Linked DNA regions of Mus musculus: region 2 is linked to region 1. A link is a contact called in ENCODE Hi-C or POLR2A ChIA-PET data. All regions are on one chromosome and are shown on one strand. Each heading gives the region's core, a stretch centred on a gene start or an enhancer-like site at or near the end of the contact. The rest is flanking DNA. Distances are from core to core; before and after follow the strand shown.

What was found. Hi-C counts contacts between places; a loop is a spot of excess contacts on that map. ChIA-PET counts read pairs that join two places held with the same protein, here RNA polymerase II (POLR2A).
Region 2: a map of regulatory T cell shows a loop between it and region 1 (3-fold over the local background). The contact joins the promoter of Eif3m here to the promoter of Prrg4 in region 1. A Hi-C loop is called at or near these places in 1 of 37 maps with a recorded cell type or tissue (regulatory T cell). POLR2A ChIA-PET finds 5 or more read pairs at or near these places in 2 of 5 experiments (Patski and embryonic stem cell).

Annotation. Positions count from the first base shown.
Region 1 is chr2:104,848,553-104,851,252 of GRCm38, forward strand. Prrg4 (proline rich Gla (G-carboxyglutamic acid) 4 (transmembrane)) reads right to left here and starts at 1,298. Exons shown (of 6, transcript NM_178695.5): 1 at 994-1,298; 2 at 524-648. The coding sequence starts at 626.
Region 2 is chr2:105,015,763-105,018,462 of GRCm38, forward strand. It overlaps Eif3m (eukaryotic translation initiation factor 3, subunit M), which reads right to left and starts at 1,265. Exons shown (of 11, transcript NM_145380.2): 1 at 1,184-1,265. The coding sequence starts at 1,225. Gm38521 (predicted gene, 38521) reads left to right here and starts at 1,359. Exons shown (of 2, transcript NR_165821.1): 1 at 1,359-1,441; 2 at 1,908-2,700.

The DNA of each region.
Region 1 (2,700 bases), core at 48-2,547:
CTTTATCTACACAACGTTTGGAACAATGACCAGAAGGGTCATCCTACCTTCCAGCCCTTGCTCTGGATCTCACAAATCCAGACTAGGGGACAGGATGTGGCTCAGCGGTAGAGCACTTGTCTATATGGGGACTCCCAGCGGTGCACAAACAAGTCCTGACAAGAGTCTGGCCTCCCTGTCAGTCTTCCAAGAAGCAGCCTTCCTCTTTATAACTAACACACAGCTTCATCTAGGAAACGACAACTCACTGACTTTCGGACTTCGAAAAAGGCTTTCAATTTAGTCAACCACAAACCAGGTGTTAAACATCTGTTTACTAAGGGAGATACGTTTGTACATATTATAGTTAAAAACCCACAACTCTAAACAAGAAAGCCACAAATTAAAACATAGGATATGCTGTTGCACTGTGGTTCACGGGGGCGTGTAATTCCCCCTACCACACTTTGGCTTGAGATCTACACAGTAGACCGCAACTGGTTTCAGAAGTGTTTTCCCCCAATCGGCAGCCATGCTTGCTTACCTTCTTCTGGGGCATGTTCGGAATCCTTTAGGCTTCTGATACAATGAGGAACTGCGAGGGTAAGTCTGGGCAGCTGGCTGAGTACGATCAGAAGTGGAAACATAGTCTAGCAACTGTCAAACAAACTAAAACAAAAGTGACAACGACATTAAAAGAAAAGAAAAGAAGCAGGCCAAGTCTCAGCCTGTTGGGTTTTAGTCGGAACTGAGTCAACAACGACCTGTTGCACCCCACGGGTCGCTCTTAATCTATGGGACCCAAGGCGCTCCGGGCAGGTGGCACCTCCGGAGCGCCTGGGAACAAAAGGTACTCCCGGGAAGCTGCGGAGGAGAGTTCGGACACTGGCCCAGGCAGACGCGACTCTCGCCCACGCTGACAGGCAGCTAGGTGCTGGAATGCCACTGTCGAGACATCGTCTCTGGATGACTCTCCCACTCCTCCCCGCCCCGCCTCGCCGCTGGTCGCCGCACCTGTGTCCCCGGGCGCATGTTCCAGCAGCCCCTGGGCGGGAACCGAGTTATCCGCTTGGCCCGAGAGGTGGCCTGGCCCTGAGTCGCGGACGCCTCTGGATCTCGGCGACAGTCGGAGCCTAGCTCTTCGCGGCTCCAAGGCGACACCAGGACGCAAAAGAGGCGCCCAGGATCCGCGCAGGGGCGCTCGGGGAACGTGCGCCGCACGGGGCCCAGCTTGTGTGCTGGAGCCACTCCCACCGCTACCGGACGAGGAGGTCACCTGGCAGCGCTCCACCTCCCGCTCTCGGTCCCCAGCCCTTCTCGACTGAGACCCGGACGCTCACACTTTGGCGGCCTATCAGAGCGCCCTCCCGAGGTTACCTTCGGTCAGCTGTTCTCGCAGGGTGGTCCAGGGATGAGAACATAGCATTCATCCGAGAAAATATACTTTGTTAGTGATTTGCATTGTCACATGACCAAAAATCAATTAATAGCAATTACAAAGTTCTCAGATGTATTTCACCAGGTCTGGGTTGTCTACAAAAATACTTTCAAATATGTCCCCGAGTCAAAATTGTTTCCACGACAACAATGCAAGGTTTCACCTCTTTTACTTTCATTCTTTCCCTCCTTGGGTTTACAGTGGAAATTTCCAGAAGCTGTTTGACATGTGATGATATCATCACTCTGCTAACTAATAAGCCTCCAGTGGATGAATACTTGTGATGCTTAATATCTTCCATACTACTAGGTTAGTGTCGGTATGTAAATTTAAACAAAATGTGACAAATTGTGTTTGTTCTCAGAATATTTCTGCTTTTATTAGATATCTTTGGCCGTAGCTACCCATATACCCAGACAGCTAAAAAGTTCATCCTTCTTGAACAAATAATCTTAGATCTTGAACTTTTCGTTGAGTTTTTTTCTTTTTTCTTTTTTTTTTTTTGAAACAGCAAGAGCATAAGCACCCTTAATTGTCATGAGATGAAGTTAAATTTTGAAAATTTCTCTATTTAAAAATGTTGTGTGAGAGATATAATTAAAAATAATTCAAGAGGCCCAGAGCTCGAGGTGTGAGAAGATAGGAGAACAGTGTCTCACCACACTCTTCATGTCCAAACAGCATGCGCTGTTACTCTTGGGAACGCTATTTAAATTTTGCTCTTTGGCCAGAGTAGCCTGGAACTTCATACAGTTGAAACAGAGCACAGTGAAATGGCATTCCCACTCCTTTCTAGTCTCCAGTTAATTCACTTTTCACCAAATTTGTTTTCTTCCCTGAAAGGCTATTATCTATTTTATTCTGATTAATGGATTCAAGTAAGAATTTCCATATGTTTTGCAGACGTTGTTTTTGTTTCCTTCCAAACACTATCCATGCCCCACGCCCTAGAGGCTTAAGCGGTCTGGAAAATGGAGTCTGCTCTTTCACCTTACTTAAGCAGTGGAGATCAGACTGTGGAGAAGCTAGAAATACCTTATGGTTGAGCACAGGAATCGGAAGTATCTCTCAGGAGACCCATTCTCCTGCTCCCTCATTTAGACAACCTGTGGCTGGAAGCCCTGGGAAGAGAGGGATAAACACCATTTTGCTTTTGGGAGAACTGAGTCTTTCTGAGATCTGTATCTAACAATGTAGACTGTCAAGTTCTACTAGGGCAAGGGCAGATTTCGTTACTTCCTTTCCAGTACGCAGAAAAAGCCTCTCCTGGTTATTATATTCAG
Region 2 (2,700 bases), core at 15-2,514, 170 kb after region 1:
AGAGGCAGGGGGATCTCTACAGGTTCCTGGCCAGCCAAGGTTTAACAAGCCATAGTGAAACACTTCCCAAATATCAAAACAAGAAGGGGGTTGGGGAAAGAAAAAGCACGGATGTCAAATTGTCTGGACAAAGCCAAAAGAGCCTTGGGGAAAATAACCAACATTTTTAATCCCACAAATGTGTTTGGTGACCTCAGAAACCTAACAAACCCTTAGGTCTGATGGAATTATTTTTCCAAACAATAGCATAGTAATTTTATACAGAAGATGGCATGGTATTATAAAAAAGATATTTTGAAAACTCAAGTGTCATATTAGAAAAAGCAAAATAACAGCAGAAATCATTCTTTTTCTTTATGACACAAATATATAATCTAACCAAGATGTAAAGAAAGCATTTGTTCACTTCCTGCTTTACAAATCTTTTTCTAAGAATTAGTTAAGTTTAATGTTTTTATATCATTCTTGCTGACAACAAGACACTCTACAATATGGCCAATGCCAAGGCTCTATTCAGCCCCTGGCCTGAAGTACCTTTTTGGTAAATACTAGTCAATGCCTGGGAACTCTAGCTTCCTCTGCTGTCAAATACTCTTAATGCGGCATCTTTCTATGTGTGCATAACTTCCTTTCTTCTCCTGTGTAACATATGGAACCCCAAGTTTCTGTCAGTGGGTATTATAAAAGCGTATGCATGCTCACGAAGAACAGTTTGGGTTGTAGAAAATTAAAAGACTGTCATCCCAACAATTAACCTCCTGTTACAGAAAAAGGAGAAGCCATCTGTCCTGTACACCCAGGTGTAAACCCCAATTAGTGAACTTCAAAGTGTCCAGGATGGCCCGCCAGATGCTCCTGCCTCCCAGCCGCCTGGGAACAGAAAACGCGAGCCAACTAGTAAAATGCATGCCACCGTCGCCTGTGGCCGCGGAAGGCCCGCATTCACACGCTCAAAGTTGCTCCTGCGGGCCACACGCGAACTTAGCAGACGCTGGTCCCTGTCCCCGAAAAGTTCTGGGTCGTCATCGACGACTGCGGACGAGCCCTGGCGCCCACCGGGCCCGCATCCGGACCCTCGGCCGCGCACGCGCCGAGACCCAGGTCAGGAGAGCGCGCTCCCCCTCACGGGCTCCGTCCCGGGAATCCCCCGCACCCGTTGCCCCGAGGGCCCAGCATCGTGCACCTGGTCTTCCTCGCTGATATCGATGAAGGCCGGGACGCTCATGGTGAAGGCCGGGCTGCGGAAGACGCTCCGATCCAGAAACACGCCGACCGGAAAAGAGAGCGGTGCCGTACAGGGTTACGCACAACCGCTTCCGGGTCAGCCACAGAGGGCGGGCCTCGTGGGCGGGGCCCACAGTACTACTTCCTCCCCGCGGGCCTCTGCTTCAGCTCCTCGCAGGCTCCTACCTGAAATCTTCCCCTCTCCCCGGAAACTTAGGTGGGTTGGGCTAAAGTGTCCTCTGCCCGCCTGCTGCCTGCGGGTCACGGAACCCTACCTGGGCCAAAGCTTCGGGAGCCTAGAGAGCTCTTGCTGCCTCTGAGAGCTTTCCAGGTGCCCCCTGTCCCTAAAGCCTTGGAACTATTTTTTTTTTCCCCTGTGTTATGCTTCCCAGTTTGCTGGTCCAGTTGCTAGGCCATGCTCCTTGCTAAGTAAGGGTGACTAGTTTTCAAAGAATGCTCCCACTTAATTAATAAGGACTTATCCAGAATACACAGTGCCTCAGTGTATGTTAGGGATTGACTCCAGGATCCCTCCTCTAAGGATTCCAGAATCTATGGGGCTCAAGACGCTTACATAAAAATGGCTTAGTTCGTGTCTATATAACCTCCTGTGTACTTTAAGTCATCTCCAGGGCACTTAAAATAGCTAATCCAATGTAAATTCTATGTCCTCTGTTTTCTAGGGAATGACAAGGTCTGCGTATTCAGCACAGATATTTCTCCAGAATATTATAGTCTGCAGTTGATTGAACCTGGATGCAGAACTTGGAGCCATGAAGATCAAGAACATTGTAAATGCAACAATAAGGGGGAAATGCAATTAAAAAGTGGGCTGAAAAAGTAAAAACAGACTTTATTAGAGAATATACACATGGTATCCTCAGTTGATAGAATGTCCCCAATAAATGGCCTGTCAGGTATTTTCTTCCTTAATGATTGACATGGGAGGGCCCAGCCCACTGTGGGTGGTGCCACCCTGGGTAGGTGGCCCTGAGTTGCATTGAAAAGTAAGCCAAGCTAGCCACAAGGAGCAAGTCAGCAGGCAGCGAGCAAGCCTCTGCTTCAGTTCCCACCTCCAGGTTCCTGCCTTGGGTTCCTGCCATGACTTTCCTCAGCGATGGAGGTTAACCTGAGAGTTGTCAGATGAAATGAACCCTTTTTCCCCAGGTCGGTTTTTGGCCAATATTTTATCATAGCAATGGGAAGCACACTAAGACAATCTTCCTGGAGTACTGGGTTACAATGTGGAATGAGTGTGTGTGGGGGGGTACGTTCTCAAGGAAGAAAAGGAAGAGAGACTGGTTGAAAAGAGGGGAGCAGATTTCTGAGGGGGGAGAGGAGAGAAGAGAGGGTGTAAGAGGAGAGTGGGGCGCTGAGCCAGAACATATTTATTAGAATGGTCTTCTCAGAATTTCAGGAGGGAGAAGATACCCAGTGGTCCTGTAAACACACTAATATACTAGTTAACTAGGCCAA